2 separate regions of the Mus musculus genome follow, and region 2 is linked to region 1. A link is a loop called in an ENCODE intact Hi-C map of the cell type or tissue named here. Cell type or tissue: left cerebral cortex. All regions are shown on one strand. Links, peaks and the distances in the headings refer to the core of each region. The heading gives the core; the rest is flanking DNA. Region 1 has its middle 36 kb from the start of Slc25a25. Region 2 holds the start of Fam102a (family with sequence similarity 102, member A).

The links. Hi-C counts contacts between places; a loop is a spot of excess contacts. Peaks named below come from ENCODE experiments on the same cell type or tissue, not always from the same donor. Only the 100,000 strongest peaks of a DNase experiment are listed, where the experiment ranks them.
Region 2: a loop joins it to region 1, with 1.9 times the contacts of the local background. A loop is called at or near these places in 9 of 42 quality-filtered maps.

The regions. Positions count from the first base shown.
Region 1 is chr2:32,482,658-32,491,510 of GRCm38, forward strand. No RefSeq gene overlaps it. Among named protein-coding and RNA genes, the nearest start is that of Slc25a25, 36 kb to the left of the region's middle. In left cerebral cortex, for the core only: CTCF peaks have their summits at 778, 4,727, 4,992 and 6,218 (motif pointing right); DNase peaks (open chromatin) are centred at 743, 4,667, 4,869 and 6,215.
Region 2 is chr2:32,532,974-32,541,826 of GRCm38, forward strand. Fam102a (family with sequence similarity 102, member A) reads left to right here and starts at 2,386. Exons shown (of 11, transcript NM_153560.4): 1 at 2,386-3,259. The coding sequence starts at 3,114. In left cerebral cortex, for the core only: CTCF peaks have their summits at 3,768 (motif pointing left) and 3,975; DNase peaks (open chromatin) are centred at 1,550, 2,254, 2,809, 3,376 and 4 more places; H3K4me3 peaks cover 5,122 bases; H3K27ac peaks cover 4,471 bases.

The DNA.
Region 1 (8,853 bases), core at 572-8,571:
ACAAGGGAAGGTCCAGGGATTAGCCATGCTGGGGTAGTTCACTAGGCAGCCCTGGCTTCCTGAACACCCCAGGCTGGGCCTTGGATCCCCAGTGCTCCTTTGGGAATGGTCATGTTTTTCTGACCACTCCTTTTGGTTTTGTGGAAACTCAGACATCAGTTCTCTTACTTGGAACAAGAGTTACTTATCTTGTTGCTGTGACCACAGCATATCTGACAAGAAGCTGCTTAGGAGAGGAAGGCTTGTTTTGGCTTACACTTTGAGAGTCTGTCCTGGAGGGCAAGGCCGGGTGTGAGAGGGAAGCACTCTCTCAGCTTCCAACTTCTCAGCTCACAGAGCAGGAGGCAGAGGGCAAGGCTGTGCTGCTGTGAACAGCTTCCTCTCCTTTCTTCATTTCAGTGCCCCAGTGTGTAAGAGGATACCAGGCCTCACAGTTAAACCTCTCTGGACACACTTCTAGGTAATTCCAGATGCAGACACATTTACGATAACCACCAACTAGCCCGCCCTCCCTCCCTAAGGTGCAGCTCACTTCGAGGCCTGTTTCCTCACCTGTAAAATGGTAACACCCTCTATCGGCAGCAGGCCAGGCCACCCCCTACTTAAACCTCTCCTTGTATAACAAAATATTTTTAAGAAGGACTTATTTTTTTTTAATTGTTGGGAGGGGTGCACACTTGCGTGCACGCACAAAAGGTGCAGTACCTTCAGAGGCCAGTGAGGTTTTTGGTTTTTCAAAACAGGGTTTCTCTGTGTAGCTGTGGCTGTCCTGGAACTCACTAGCTCCCTCTGTGGACCAGGCTGGCCTCGAACTAATTTGGGGAGGCACCAAAATACCTAGGAAGCCTTATTTATTAAAGTGTTTGTTTTTATTTAATCTAAAATTTTATTTGTGTGTATATTTGTGTGTCTGCCAACTGTGTGCTGTGGACATCAGAGGAGCTCTTAGGATCCCCTGGAGCCAGAGTTGCAGGTGTAGTGAAGTACCTGATACAAGTGCTGGAAACCAAACCCAAGTCCTTGGGACGAGCAGCAAATAGCCTTAACCACTGAGCCATCTCTCCACCCGCCTTTTTTTTTTTTTTTTTTTTTTTTTTGTGGTTTTTCGAGACAGTGTTTCTCTGTAGCCCTGGCCGTCCTGGAACTCACTCTGTAGACCAGGCTGGCTTCAAACTCAGAAATCTGCCTGCCTCTGCCTCCCAAGTGCTGGGATCAAAGGCATGTGCCACCACACCCGGCTCCACCCGCTTATTAATTATTGTTTTAAATGTCTGATTGTAGCTAACAAGCTGAAAAGTGACTCCTTGGAAGCCTTTTGAATTGCCCAGGACCTTGTATAGAAGCTGGGGTCATTAGAAAGGCCTGGTGGGGCCTAGTTATCTGTATTTATTTAATTTATTTTTCTAGTTTTGTTGAAGTATCACTGACATACAATAAAGTCCATATGTGTAGTAATTTGATGATGGAGTGTACACCTGGTGATGGGAATGATCGATCATGCAAACCTCCATGACCCCCAAGTTCTTGGTGCTCTTCTGTAGCCTTGCCCACTCCCAGCAATCCCCCATCCTTATCCCTAAGCAACTCCTCTCACATCCAAGTGTGTGGACCAGAGATGAGATCCCATGTAAAGCCAGACAAGGTGGTTCTCAGCATCCGGAATTCCAGCATCCCATAGGTGAGAAAGTCACAGAAGCCAGAGAATCCCAGGGGCCACATAGCCTGTCACATGCCACAGTGAACACACAGTCTCAAATAGGCCAGCAGGTGAGAAATGCCCTCCTACAGCTGTGATCTGACCTCCACAAGCCTTGACACACCGATGCCCACACCTCTGCATGTGTACACAAACACAAAGGATTTTTAATTTTTTTTTTAAACAAAATTAACCAGGCATGGTAATGCATTCCTGTAGTTCTAGCACTCCTAAGACAGGGGCAGGCAGATCACAGCAAGAACAAGGCTATCCTGGTTTACATAGTGATTTCTGAGATCTACCGCCAGCCAGATATACACAGGGAGAATTAGAAATAAATAAATGTACTGGCCACCGTGGTCCACATCTTTACTCTCAGAAGTCCATAGGCAGATGCAGGACAAGTTCTGTGAGTTCGAAACCAGCCTGGTCTATGTAGTGAAAGCTTGCCAATAAACAAACAAACAAACAAATAGATGAATGAATGAACGAGCGAACGAATGAATGAATGAATGCAAGTTCTTTTGACTCAGCAGCTTCATTCTAGAATAAGCAAGCCAGAGCAGTGAACTGTCTGCCCTAAGATCTTTGGTCTTGGGGTTGGGCTGAGGGGAGGGGCTGCAGGCCTGCTTGGCTGGCTGGCCATGGATTCGAGAACCATCCCCTGGACTCTGTGTCCCCGAGCCCTTTGGTCTCTGAGCACAAGCTCTGGTGGAAAATGCAACAGGACTGAAGAGTCACAGTCCTAGATTTCACCCTGTGCTCAGCAGGGTGGACAGAGCTTAGGGTAGGGCAGGTGTCACCCGATGCCTCCGGAGGAGTCCAGGTCCACTTGGAGCCTGCATGGGGTAGGAGAGACCTAGGTGGCTGAAACCAGCCACCACCAGTACAGACCAAGAACCTGGCCCCAGCTGACACCGCTTCCTGGAACGCAGGGAGCAGCCCTTTGTTCTCCAAACACCAAATGGTTTCTCTGGGCCTCAGAACTGGAGCAGGGGCCTGGCCTGGCCTGGCTGCCGGAGCTGAGTGTGGGTGTGGAGCCTGGGACCCTGGAGACCTCATCTCTGAAATAGACCCTGACCCCCTGTACCGCTTAGGGGAAGCTCCTTCCCCCTTCTTAGGTCCCCACTTCCTGAGGTGATCAGATTTGAAAGTAGATTGGTTCACTCTGCTTCTCAGCCAGAGGGGCCGAGAGCTCAGAGGTAGGAGCCAAGCAGACCTGAATCCCATGTCTACCAGACTACTTTCTGTGCCTTGAAGTCTTATTGGTGGATTGAGTGAAACAAGGCTTCACTGTGTAGCCCAGACTAGCCTGGAGCTCCTGATCTTCTTGCCTTGATCTTCTGAGTGCTAGGATTACAGGAGCATGAACTAATTGATTTATTTTCTGTATGGGAGTACACTGTAGCTGGACAGACAGTTGTGACAGACAGATGGTTGTGAGACATCATGTAGTTGCTCTGTCTCCACTCACTCCTGCCCAAAGATTTATTTATTATTATATGTGAGTACACTGTAGCTGTCTTCAGACACACCAGAAGAGGGTTTCAGATGGCTCATTACGGATGGTTGTGAGTCATCATGTGGCTGCTGGGATTTGAACTCATGACCTATGGAAGATTAGTCGGCGCTCTTAACCGCTGAGCCCTCTCTCCAGCCCCTGAGCTAATTCTTATATTGCAATGTTTTTCTCAGTCTGAAACTCAGCAGTGCCCCTCCTTCACTGTATTTTGGAGGCTGATTCCAACAGATCAACCCCATTCTAGCATCCATCTCTAGCTCCTGTCTTCTCATCCATCCCATGCCAGCCACACTGGCCGCTTGTCACGGCATGAAGCCCTAACTTTCTACCTCCAGCCGCAGGATGCTTTCTTTTCTGGCCTCTGCCTCTCACATTGTCTCTCTCCCCAGTTGGCTCCTCACAGCTCCTGTGTTATCAAAGTAGTTGTCTGGGTAAGTACTAGCACCGGAGACTTATCTGTAGGAGAAAGTGTGGGCCTGACCTGGCAGCCAGCCTGCCCGGCACATGGCACTTCTAAATAAGAAGCACGGTGTACCATGCTCATGAGTATGCCCAGAAGTCAGAACAGAGGATTCTGAAGTAGCCTGACAGTTGGGAGCTGGCCTGCTGAGGCTGCCCTCTCCACATCTCTTTTTATGTGCTTCTCTCGCACCGAGATCCTGGTGGTATGGGCGCTCACTGTCCAGTCTGAGGTAATGTGCTAACCAGTCACAGACGATAGCTTCCGCGATATGAGTGCTTGCTGGTGTGTAATACAGCAGATGCTGTTCCCTGAAGCCCTGTCCAGAGTGATTTACTGACATCTCTGCATCCTTTACTGACCAGTAGGCATTGCAGTCTTATCTAGGGACACCCCGGTGATGACAGCATGTCACCCACCTACCCAACCATGTGTTGATGGGATTTAGAACTGGGACTCTGGTGAAATGACCCCGGCTAGATGAGCTAAGTACTGGGCTCTCGCTGCAGTATTGCTGCTTTCTGAGGAGAGTCGGAGGGGATGGAGATGCGGCTCAGCTGGCAAAGTGTTTACTGCGCAAGCATGAGGACCCAAGCTCTATTCCCAGGTGGTTCATGTGCCCATAATCCTACCACTGGCTAGGATTCCTGCGCTAAGTGCCTGCCAGTCTAGCTGATTTGACAAGCTCTAGATTCAGAAGGAAACCCTCTCAAAAAAATAAGGTAGGCAGAGGTTGAGGAGGACACCTGCTAATAACCTCCAGCCTCCACAGACCCCTGTACTCATATGTGTGTTCATGTACAGGGTCACCTGCCCATACAGAGGACTGTATTGCGGCTGGAGAGATAGCCCAGTGATTAAGAACTCTTTTGTTCTTGCAGAGGACTGGTTCATTTCCTAGCACCCACGTGCAGTGGCTCACAACTACCTGGAACTCCATCCAGTTCCTGATGAGCCTCCGCCCTCTTCTGGCCTCTGAGGGTACTGCATGTAGATGATGCACAGACAGGCTGGCCCAAACACCCACACACAGGAACTTAAAACATAATAAATCTTTAAAAAAAAATGTGTGGAGCTGAAGAGATTTCTTGGTGGTTGAGAGCACTGGCTGCTCTTGCATGATACATAATCATGTATGTACAATCATGATTCCAGCATTCTCATGACAGCTAAAGACTGTTGTAAGTTCCGCTTCCTAAAGCATCTGGCGCCCTCTTCTGGCCTTCTTAAGTACTGCGTGATCTTGGGGTACTTTCATACATGCACTCAAAACACCAAAAGACATAAAAAGAAAATAAACATTGCTGGGTATAGTGGCACAAGCCTTTAATCCCTGCAATTGGGATGCAGAAGCAGGCAGATCCCAGATCTCTATGAGTTCAAAGTCAGCCTGATCTACTTAGTAAAGTTCCAAGACAGCCAGGGCTACATAGTGAGTCCCTGCCTCATAAGTAAATAACAACAAAAATAAACAAAAGTCGCCCGGCATGGCGCACGCCTTTAATCCCAGCACTCGGGAGGCAGAAGCAGGCGGATTTCTGAGTTCAAGGCCAGCCTGGTCTACAGAGTGAGTTCCAGGACAGCCAGGGCTACACAGAGAAACCCTGTCTCGAAAAAAACCACAAATAAATAAATAAATAAATAAATAAATAAATAAAAATTTAAAAGTCTTTGGAAATTTATATATATGTGTGTGTGTGTGTCTTTTAGATTTACTATTCACTGTGTATGTCTGCGTGATGGCACAGAGTGTGTGCCACCACACATGTGTCACACTGCACGTGTGTGGAAGTCACCTCCTTGCACCAGTGACTTCCTGGGATCAGGTTCAGTTTCCCAGGCTTGAATGTAAGTCCTTCACCCCTGAGCAGTCTGGGAACTGAACCCAGGTCCTCAGCAAGGGCAGCACAGGCCATCTCTTAGACCCCACCCTTCACGGTGTTCCACGTAGCCCAGTCTGCTGAACCTGGCCTTGAACTCCTGATCATTCTGCCTATATCTCCCAGGTGCTGAGTTACAGGTATGTGCTCACCAAGCCTAGCTCAAAATAAATGTCCAAATGATAAGGAAAGGAGCTGAGATATATGTGTGTACACTACATGTATGTTATATTTACCTGCATATAATATATATATATTGTGTGTATATATAATGTATATATATTATATGCATATATTTGCTGGTGGTGGTGGTTGGTTGGTTTGGATTTTTTGAAACGGGGTTTCTCTGTGGCCTGGTTGTCCTGGAACTCACTTTATTGACCAAGCTGGCCTTGAACTCAGAGCTCTACCTGCCTTTTAACACCCCCACCCCTTCTGCCACCTGCCCCGAGTGCTGAGTTTAAAGGAGTGTTCCACCATGCCCGACAGTGCTGTTATATTTTAACAGGAGGCATTTTTCTTTTTTTAGGCAATGAAATGAATGATACATTTTTCAAGTAACCCAGTCTGGCTCCAGCCTGGGCCTGCAGGAGGCATTGTGACTAATTTGCCAGGACCGGGACTAGCAGAAACTGTCGGCTGTGAACCTCTCTGTCCTGTAGGTGGCGGTAGAGAAACCGTACCAAGCCTCAAGCTCAGCTCCAGCTGGAGGGAGAGCTCTGGTGGCTAGCCCAGGGGGCTGTCCTAGGTGCAAAGAGAGCTCAGGAAAAGAAGTCAGGGTCCCCACCCATCCTAGACCAGATTCTAGGCCTCAGTTTCCCCTACAGTGCTCAGAGTGCTTAGAGACTCCAAAGGTTCTAGACCTGCTCAGCCCAGGAAGCATCTGCGCCCCTGACGACCATGTTCCTGTCCGATCTTGCCACTCACCCCTCCCTCCCCTGGGTGGTAATGTTCTCCTTACCCCCTCGAAGGGGAAACTGAGGCTCCAAAAGATTAAATGACCTTCCAAAGTGAAGCACGGTGTGCGGTCAGAGCAAGAAAAAAAAGCTCACTGCCTTCTCACAGGGGATCCACAGAGCAGGCAGGGTTCTCTCCCGAAGAAGCGCTTGCTGAGGCTGGAGGCGGCTCACTGGGAAAGGCGCTTGACACAAAGTCTGACACTCTGAGCCCCAGGGTCTACATGGTGGAAGAAGATGGATGGTGAACCAACTCCTGAAAGCCAACCTGTAGAATGCTTACACACACACACACACACACACACACACACACACACACCAACGTAAAAAATGAAAATCATTGATTTATTGGAGAGGAAATAGAAAAAATAAACCAATAAAATGGGGGGGGGCGTTTAAAGCCATTTATCAATGGCTTTAAACAGAATAGGTAAATCAGCAGAAAAATACTTGTTAAATCTATCTCTGACGAAAGATTCAGATCTCAAAGATGCAACTAATGCTTCAGCTCAGCAAAACAGCTTAGTTTGACAGATTGGCAAAATGGGTCTTGAGCGGTTAAGAGCACTTGTTGCTCTTGGAGAGGACCAGGTTTGATTTCCAGCCCCCACGTCAGCTCACAAGCACCTGTAGATGGTTCAGTTCCAGGGAATCTGTTTTGACCTCTTTGGCAGTCAGACACGCATGTAGTATTGTATTAATCAGGGTTCTCTAGAGTCACAGAACTTATAGTCTTTATATAGTAAGGGAATTTATTGATGACTTACACTCTGCAGTCCAACTCCCAACAATGGTTCAGTAGTAGCTGTGAATGGAAGTCCAAGGATCTAGCAGTTGCTCAGTCCCACACGGCAAGCAGGTGAATGATACTCCCTTCTTCCAATGTCCTTACATGGTCTCCAGCAGAAGGTGTAGCCTAGAGTAAAGGTGTGGTGGCACCACACTTTTAATCCCAGATGACCTTGAACTCAGAGATCTCCCTGTCTTAATCTTCTGGAATCCATAGCTACTATGCCTCAAGATCTCCATACCAAGATCTAGATCAGACACTTCTATCTCCCAGCCTCCAGATTAGGGTCACTGGTAAGCCTTCCAATTCTGGATTGTAGTTCATTCCAAATATAGTCAAGTTGACAACCAGGAATAGCCACTACAGGTGTGCAGGATCACACAGGCAAAACACTCATGCACATAAAATAATCTAAAACCAAAAACTGCTTGTTCTTCAAGGGCCAAAGTCAGGCACATGCCTGTTGAAGAGCCACCAGTGCTTCTAGTCACTGAGCCATCTCTGAGACAGAATCTCATTCAGGAACCTAAGCTGGTCTTGAACCCATGACTGTCCTCTTCCCTAGTCTCAGAAGTGCTGGAGTTGCAGAGGTGGCACCCTGCCCAGCTAGTCTGTTCTTGTTTATTGCTGAATAGTGTTCCACTAGGACACACCCTGTGGAATGAACATCAGCAAGGGCTCTTGGGAGATGAAAACAGGAGAAAGTCAGCATGGCCTACATAGCCCTTCTAAGCCCACCAGAACTACAAGATCTTATCTAATATAAATATATAATATGTGATTATATATAATTATTTATATATGTACATTTATATACACATGTATATAAATAATTATACATAGATTATATAATTGTGGTGGTTTAAATATGCTTGGCCTATGGGAAGTGGCACTATTAGGAGGAGTGGCCTTGTTGGAGTGGGTGTGGCCTTGTTGGAGGAAGTTCATCATTGTGGGGGTGGGCTTTGAGATCCTATGCTCAAGCTCCACCCAGTGTGGAAGAGAGTCTCCTTCTGCTGCCTTCTGATCAAGATGTAGAATTCTTGGCTCTTCCAGCACCATGCCTGACTGGATGCTGCCATGCTCCCACCTTGATGATAATGGGCTGAACCTCTGAACCTGTAAGCCAGCCCCAATGAAATGTTTGCCTTTATAAGAGTTGCTTTGGCCATGGTGTTTCTTCACAGCAATAAAATTCTAAGACAACAATATATATTATTATAATGTAATTATTATAATATATTATATAACACACACACACATTCCCAGCACCTAAATGGCAGTGACAACTGTTGGTGAATCCAGTTCCAGGGGATCTGACAGCTTCTTCCAGCCTCTATAGGCACCAGGCACTCATGTGGTGAATAGACATACACCACATATAGGATCTCTGTGAGTTCAAAGCCAGCTTGGTCAGCATAGTGAGTTCCATGACAGCTAGAGCTACACAGTGATACACACACACACACACACACACACACACACACATATATACGCACACACACATATATATATACACACACACATATACACACACAAACACACATAT
Region 2 (8,853 bases), core at 188-8,187, 50 kb after region 1:
TTGGAATAAGCTTTCCAACATTCTTTCCCGTGCAAGCAAAGCTTGCACCCAAGCTTGTTTGCCACAAACAGCCAATAGCATATTGGCTAGCTTTTGAGCATAGTACTGTCGACCCCAAAGCACTAGTCCTCACTATGCTATACTATACTATACTATACTATACTATACGTAATACCTGCCATCCGTAGATCCTGCACCTCAGGGTTACAAACTGAGGCCCCATGTTGGTTCTTTGGGACAGGGTTTCTCTGTGTAGCCCTGCCTGTCCAGGAACTCACTCTGTAGACCAGGCTGGCCTCAGAACAGCCAGTATTCTGGTCTCACACCAAACTGTCTCTTGCTTCCTGTCCTGTTAACATGCTTTTTGCACTGCCTGGGAAGTGAGAAGGGACACTTCCGGGGGTGGCAGGGTGTTCCTAGCCTTTAGGCTACACAGAACCAAATGGAACCAGGCCTGGCGGCAAATTGTTGGAGAGGCCTGAGGTTACACAGTTGAAACTGAGGATCCAGTTAGGCCTCCAGACACTCTTGGCTGACTTCTTAGATATCTCATCAGGGGCCACAGGCTCTTCCCTTAGGGAACAGGCCTTAAGGGGAAAGGTTGAGAGTCCAGCCAAAGAATTTAAACCCTTCAGGCCAAGCCTGGTGTGGAAGCCTAAGCCGTAATCCTAAGGTTTAGTAAAGGCAGAAGGACCATCCCCAGCCACACGCAGTTTGAGGCCAGCCTGGGCTAAAGACAAAAACTAAACACAGTCGGAGCTGGCAAGAAGACTCAGTAGGTAAAAATGCTTGCTGCCAAGTCAGATGACCTGAATTTAATCCCTAGGACCCACGTGGTAGAAGGGAAGAACTTAAGTTATTCTCTGCCCTTCACTGCACTGTGTGCCATGTGCCCAATCATATCAACAAACGTAATTTATTTTTTAAAAGACAAAGCCTTCAGGCCTCTACTTCCTCACCTTCAAAAGGAGATGCCTAGCTACATCAGGGAGGTCTGGATGGATTGGTTCGTTTCATCTCCAATCTGACTGCGTTTTCCACATTATGGGACAATTATGAGGAGCAGAGATTGCCACCCATGCTTCTGAAATGTAAGCTCAGGAAGTCTTCATGCACATGTCCAAACATGATATCATGCATGGTATCAAACATGATGTCCGGCAGAGAATTTACATCTCAAATGCCAATCAGCCCAACTCTCTTTAATTTTCCACAGGGAAGTCCAGCAGACCTTAACTTATCTCCTGCCCGGATCAAAAACGGCCTTTCACTCACCCATTTCCCCATTTTCTTTCCTCCAAGTTATCTGATGCCAGAACAATCAAGTCACTATCTAGCTCAAAAAACCAGGAGATGCCTCCTTCTTTGCTCTGGTCTACAAGACTGGGCCAGATTCTAGCCTGATCTGCTGTTCTCTCAAATTAGAATTCATCCAGGGATACTCCACAAACTTTTTGAGTACCATGCTGCCGGGCCAGCAGGCCTCTAGTGACTGCCACTGCCTGTACCCCGATGCTTGGCCGGCTTTGTGTCAGAATCCTTTGAACTTCCGTTCCAATCCGAAAGCACACGCCTCCTCTGACCTCCCTACTTGAGTTCTTCAGCAGACTCTCAGATCCAGTCTTTCCACTGGGTGCCTGCCTGACTCAGGACAGAGTTCCTAAACACTGGCGGCCTGGATAAAAAGAATCATAAAATGCCGATAGTTTGGAGAGTACGAGGTCCCCAAGGTGTCCTTTGCCATAACTATCGGGAAACTTTAAACAAAAGCCTTAGATAACAGCCTGGAACCAGGCAGGCCGAGTCACAAGGTTGCCGGGCTCCAATGGATCTTCAAGAGCGGCAAAGCCAGGACAGATGCTTGTCATTTTTAGAGGCGAGCAAGACCTGCATAGGTCTTGAGACACCTCTGCGATTGTTTTCCTGAGAACAGGGGTGCTACCTCCTCAGCCTGCTTCATTGCTCACTGAGCTCAGGTCTTGGCGGGATCCGGGCAGGCCGTTCTAGCCCTAGTTTCCAGATTGTTTCCCCTAGTCATTGTTTCTCCTTTTCTTGGGCTCGCGCTCTCCTCCCGTTCTTTCCAGTGCCGGCCCCCACACCCCGCGACCTCCCACCGCCTCTCCGCACCCCCCCCCACCGCGCTTCTCAAGGAGGCGGGTCCAGCCCCGCGAGCGCTCCAATCCGAGCGCCCTCAACTGGCCCTGCCTCCGCGAGCCCCGCCCCACGCCACCGCCAGCCAATAGAAATTCGTGTTCGTACAGTCGGCCTGTCCAATCGCAGGTTGGCTGTGAGCCTCGCGCGCCCCGCCCCTGCTGCTCTCGGCCGCGGCTCCGCGGGCGGTCGCGCCGGGGCTTCGGCATTCTCCGAGCAGCGCCGAGCTGCGTCGGGCTCAGCCGGCTGCGTCCGGAGGTGCGGGCGACGGCGCCGCTGTGCTCCAGCGGTGCTAACCGAGGCAGAAGCCATCCGGCCGGGTCGGAAGGCGCCTGAGACTCGGGCAGGGCAGGAGCGGCGTAGGTCCCAGGACTGAGCGGGAGGCGGACCGGCACACGTTCCCGGCCCGGCAGAGCCTCCCGAAGCGGTCCCTGCAGAGCCGGGTCGGTCGCCGAGGTGGCTTCCGCTTCCCGGGGCCTCACCTGCGCAGGCCGCGGTGCGCCAGGTGCGGAGGCGTGTGCGTCGCCTGGGCACCTCCCACGGCAGCCAGCGGGGCGGAGGCGGGGCCGCCGCCCGGGTCTCCAGCGGTTCGCCCGGCCGTCTCCGTCAGTCTCACCGGTCCGCCGGGCCCCGCGGATCGGGATGCTGCTGCTCGCTTGCGAGCCGCCCTCCACGCCAGCCCCCGCTGCCGGGGCCGCACCTCGCTGTTTACATGTCAGTGGAGCCCGGGTTCCCCGAGGGTGAGAGCAGCCGGCTCACTGGACCTGGGGCTCCGAACTCAGATCCTCTCCTGCCCGCAGCCTCCGCCGCCATCTGGACTGGATCCAGCTCTGGTGTTTTTGAGGAGGGGGGTGTGGTGTCGGGAAAGGAATCCTGGGGTTTTCTAGTATCCCCTTCTTTTTTTCTTTTTTCTTTTCTTTTTCTTTTTGGCCCTGCGGGCTTCAGACTCAGGGAACTTGCTCATGGCTTTTTTGATGAAGAAGAAGAAATTTAAATTTCAAACCACTTTCACCTTGGAGGAGCTGACTGCGGTCCCCTTCGTGAACGGGGTCCTCTTTTGCAAGGTCCGGCTGCTGGATGGCGGGGATTTTGTCAGCTTGTCGTCCAGGTAGGCATTGAGGTTTTCGCGTTTGCAGGGGAGGGTGGGGAGTGCTGATGAGTGAGATCTAGCCACTTGGCAAATGTGGAAGACTCAGCTAGGGACGGATGGGCAAGGGGCCCGCCTGGGGAAAGATTTGCTCTAAGCAGGACTTAGGTCTGAGTGAGCTGGCAGAGCGCCTGGCATTTGTCTGCAGGTGACCAGCCAGAAACCTTTTAGGGCCCTGCGTGCACTCTTCAAGTCACCCGTTTTACAGATTTGTATGGAGAGAGCTGACTGAGATTTTCACTTTAAGGGATTAAGTAAGGGTGTCTCAGGCCACCTTGCCACCAAGCTGGCTCCTGTGGCTGTCATACGATTGAGAGATTGGGCCAGCCAGGGCTCTCTGGCTCTCTCCCCTTGGCTGGGAAAGCCCAGTTCCAGGCACTCCCTGGATTTGATTGCGGGAGGTGGCTGGATTTTGGGTTGCCCAGCCCCCTCTTGAGTGACTGCCCTCCACTGGCTAAAGCTGGACTGCTTTGCAATGCAAATGTCCTTGCCAGGAGACTGCCTTCCCCTGTGAAAAAAGCCATCGGGTTTGATTTTGTGTCCGTCATCGTCCTAGTAGGTCCAGCTTCCCAGTTTATTGCTGAATGAGGTCCCAGTCCACCTTTTGCAGGTTGAGCTCATGGCGGTCACACAGTCCTGACCTGCCTGCAGAGGTCCGTAGAGTCCAGCTAATGGGGAAAGGAAGTCAAGTTCAGGCTCTTTCTGGGTTCCTGTTCCCTCTTCGGCACACTGGACCTAATACAGGTTTCTCCATCAGCTTTGTAAAGGGAAGTTGCAGTAGATAGGCCCCTGGCCCAGCTCCCGAGATGCTTCCCCCTCCTAGCCTGTCCCTTGCTTCTTAGGTCTTGTGGGCCTAGTTAGCTGGACCTGCCCCACTATTCAGAGCGCTCAGAGGTGTGTTAGACGGATTGGGATAATGAGCCCCAGAAAGAGGAAGTAAATTGGTTGCCAGAGACTTTGCCGGAGGCATTTGTCAACCAGATTTGGCCAGTTGGAAGACCTGTTGGGTGAATTCTGTTGGAAGGAGAGAAGCTATGTGGTCTGATTCAGATTTTGGAATCTGTGGATAGAGGTGCCTGTTCTGTGCACTGGGCCTCCTGTTCTGCTCAGGGCCGCTTATCTGAGGAATTTGGACAAGGGCTGCCCTTTGTGGTGGGGGTGGCTGCAATCCTCTGCCTGTGAAGTCTGTAATCCCTGCAGTTACCCTTCCTAACGACCGGCTGGTCCGGCCATGGCGCAGTGTCAGAGGGTTGTGCTCAGTGATTGGACCTGGGGTCAGCCACTGAGAAATACCCAGTCTCCCTGATCTCACGTGCTGGCAATTACTGGTGCTCTGCTCACGGTCTCACTAGCACCTCTCAACACCACCCACGGAGCAGGAGTAGAGGAGGGGGAATCATTCTTACAGAGGTGAAAACAGAGGCTCAGAGAGAGTGACTTTAGCTGTTACACTGTGCCTCTGACCCTCAGTTTCCTCTTACTGTAAAATGGGGAAGTAATGTTCACCTTTCAGTTGTGAGGGGAATGGAGAGTGTACCATGCATGACCAGGGGAGTGGCTACAGTAGTTAAGATTACTGTATTGTAAGGGGTCCCGGCCCCAGCCTTCCCCAACCCCAGGCTACAGGATGGGGGGGACACCCCTTAATCAGCAGAGGTCCTTAAGTGATCTGGGATTGAGCACAGTACCAAGGAATTTGTACCAAGCCCAGGCTAAAGTTTCACATGTCTACTTAGACCCTTAGCCAGCCACTGTGACCCTACCTGTCAGCTTTTCTCCTGCCTCAACATGTCCCCACATCCTGGAAAGTCTGGAAAGTTCCAGGACTTACTTAGCACACATGCTCTGGATTTCACCTCTGTTTTCCCTTCTTCCGCCTGGCAAGAGGCCACGGATTCTCTGAACCCAGCCAAGCCCAGGTTCCCATCTGGAATAAAGCCTCATCTGGGTGGGTGGGGTACTAAAGAGGAAGGGACTGCCATTGAGGCCCAAATCTCAGTGCTTAGATCCTGGACACTTGGGTACTGCTGAGCAAGTGTGGCGGCAGAGAGCCGTGATGTCGGAACCCACACCGCTTTAAAGTGGCTTTGGCTTCTGTGGGCTTTTACCAAGGAGATGAGCGTTCCTATGTTGCCTTTCCCTCTGCCCATACCCCTCCCATATTTATTTTGTACCCCAGGAGCCTCAGCCACCTCTCTACTACCTTGATCCTGTTGTTTATAAGTTGACTGAGGTGACTGGACCTGCTTAGCACATCTTTCCAACCCTAGGATGGCTTTTTGGACTGTTGGCAGCATGGGTGGTGTCAGACTGACTACAGCCCTAGGCCCCACCCTTGCAACACCCTGTTTCCTAGCTGGTGTTTTCCAGTGTGTTGAGTGCCATGGCAACGGCTGGTATTCAGCTCTGTCTGACCCAGTTGGAACAGGTGCGACAGGTGATTCCTGGGGCTGTTTCTTACCCTTATCTTCCAACACTGCCTTAGGAGCAGCAGTTCCCACGGCAACCAGAGTCCTCGTGCCCAGATTGTGCTAGGCATAGCACTGAGTGTTTTGAGCAGGGTATCCCCACTAATCCTCCCAGCCATCTGGAGAGGCACTGAGACCAAAGTGGTAAAACCACACACTAGAGGTTACCAGGTAGTAAATGGCACAGGGGGAAAATTCCTTTCTCATAGTGGGTTTCTTTGATTGTATGCTTGCCGATGCCAGGGACTACCCAAATACCTGACCATCTAACCCTATTTGTGGGTGAGGACACTGAGAAAGGAAGATGAAGTGACTGGACCCATGTTACCGAGCCAGAGAGTAGCAAAGATAGAACTTGATTGCAGCAGGTCTAGTGCAAAGCCCTGTCTTGGTGGTATGTGTCAGAAGCAACTACAGATCCATGGGACATTCCAGACTCGACAAAGGCTTCTTTCAGTGGCTTGGGTGGTACAGCAGAGTCTGGTGCTGGACGGTTTTGAGGCACTGAACTTGGTTTTGTGAAGCCCAAGGTAAATATAGAGTCTCTGGACTAAAGGAATCAATGTATTTGTGGTCACGCATAGGCAATCCCTCCACATAGTGGGCATTTGCTATGTGTTCTTGCCTGGGGCCTCCCAGGAAGATAATCCAAGTGGTACCTGGGAGGGTTTTCAGGGTTAGCAAGTGTCCAGGAGGATACAGAGGTCCCATCCAGTGTGGCGATTCTGGCAGAGGCGAATGTGTACACGTGGCCGTCAGAGCAGGAGAATGTTCCTCCCTGGCATTGGCTTGCCACACGCATGGGAGAGGCGTGCAAGGAAACACGGGCTTACCTCGCAGGAAGGAGAAGAGAGAGGAGAGGATACTGCTTCCTTAGCCTGTGGATGGGGAAACCAGTCTGGGGCAGAAGTGTCCTGCCAGAGTTACTTCATGGGAGGAATATGTGACACAGTTGGCCAGACTGTAGTCTAGCCCTTACCTCTGTCCCCGGGGCTTCAATCCTCCTCTTTGCACCAGGAAAGTGGGTGGGGCCAGGAGGAGAAGAAAGATCTCTTTCAAGGCCACCTCCGGCTTTGTACTTGAGTGCTAGGTTGTCTGAGAAGCTGTGACTTGGAGTGGGCCTTCCCTCAACCCTTGTCCTTTCTTCTTGGCCAGCTTTGAGTCCTCCGTGGGGTTTTATTTTTGTAAATAGAGCCTGGCCGCTATCACACTTTCTGTGACGCAGCCATGTGCCCGTCATACATGAGTACTCAAAGGAGCTTTTGGGATCTTGAGTTAGCTCTGCATCTAGAGGTCTTGTGCTCAAGCCCAGACCCTGGTCCTGGGGCAGGCAGACCGACTTGATTGTTTCCTACCCAAGCCACATTTTTTGGCCAGGGTTCTCTCCCTCTCCCCCTCCCCCTCCTCCTCCTCCTCCCTCTCCCTCTATTTAAAAAAAAAAAAAACCTGTAGAATGTCTCTGGGTTTGCAGCCATGCAGGGCATGCTCTGGGATAGCTTGGTATGGGGCTCTGAGAAAGCAGAATGGAGATTCCTAAGGGGGTACAGTGTTAAGTACAAGAGGACCCCACAATTGGATAAGGCCTTTATTGTCCTGGTCAGAACTGGGTCGCTGTTGGTTGAACAAATTGGAAAGGTAGAGAGTGAATAACCATGGGTTTTTTCTTTCTCCTTGACTGAGACTCCCTTTCCACTGGCAGTCTTGTTTCTTGGAGTTCCTAGTTAGGTTGTGACAATATGCTTGGTAGGCCAAGCTAATCTGGGGCAGGTTCTTGTGGATCCTGGTGGACCCTGGCATGCCAACCGGTGAAATGGTTTTGTTCAGACATCTGTCCATCTTTCTTTTCTCTAGCTTCAAATTCTTTTCACCCCTTGCCCTAAGCTTACTGTTACCTCAGGAAGGAACAGTTTATGGGAGTCTTAGAAGCTGAGAGGGATTGAGCTGAAGATGGGGAAGAACCTGTAGAGAAGGAAGCTCCTGGCTTGAAGGCATGTCTGCCTATGCGAGGTGGGATGGGGTGTGAAAAGAGTTGTGGGACTAGAGAAAACAAAAATGGAAGGTTGCGGGACTGGAACTGCTTTCAGTCTTAGGGATCCTATGAGGGCCCAGGGAGCAGGGGAACAATGTGGCATCATTTACCTGTTAAGATGATGGCTCTTGGGTGCTGGTAAGAGACAACAGGCAGTGCTGACCTAGCCTGGCAGAGAAGTGGCACATAGAAAAGAAGGAACAGAATGGAGAAGATACCGGGCAAAGTGGGCAGGAGGGTTCCCTATCCTAGACACGGCACCATACTTTGAAGGTGCTAGGAGATAGGCATTCAAAGGGGGCATAGTTTCAACGGTGTCCTGGAAACCAGGGCTCATGTAAAAGTGGAAAATCAGACAGCGGTGCTGTGAGGCAGCAGTCAACATAAGGGACTTTGAAATGGCCTCCTCACCTGTGTTTTGAGGGCTCTTCCTTCTCCTATGGCAAACTCTTAAATCCTTGGCATGTTCTGAGTGTCTCTTACTGTCAGTTTGCTTCCTGAGGCCCCTGTGATCGGTCTTTCCTGTGCGGGCACAGTGGCCAGGGAACCTATGGTAAGAAACCCCATTGTCAGGAGATGGGGAGGAGTGGGCCTTAGAGATCAGCCGGGCCATGGTGCCAGCATACCTGGCTCTCTCTGAAGTCAGATCATATGGCTGTGGCCTTGGTAAGGAGCTTCCCAACCTGTTTCATGCCTTAGTGACTACTGCTTGAACCTGGCCTTTGCTGCCAATTGGCTACACCATTGGCGTATGCCACCTTGGCTGTGCCTTCTCCTGCCTGGTAACTTGGCAGTAGCCCTGACCTGAGGTGATCTGGTTGTATGGAAACAAGCCCCTCAGGCCTGCTCTTTGCATGGAAGTCCTGGTTGTGTGGAACTTCTTGGCTGGAATAACATTGTTGCCTATAGGTCCTGCTTACCTGGGAGTGGCTGGGAGGCCCCTGGAAACCCTGGCTGGCTTTCAAGAAGCCCTGCTTGTGCATCCAGGTGCCAGCTAGTAAGCCTGCCTTTGGGTCTTAGGAACTGAGGGACTTGATACTTGGAATATAAGGAACTGG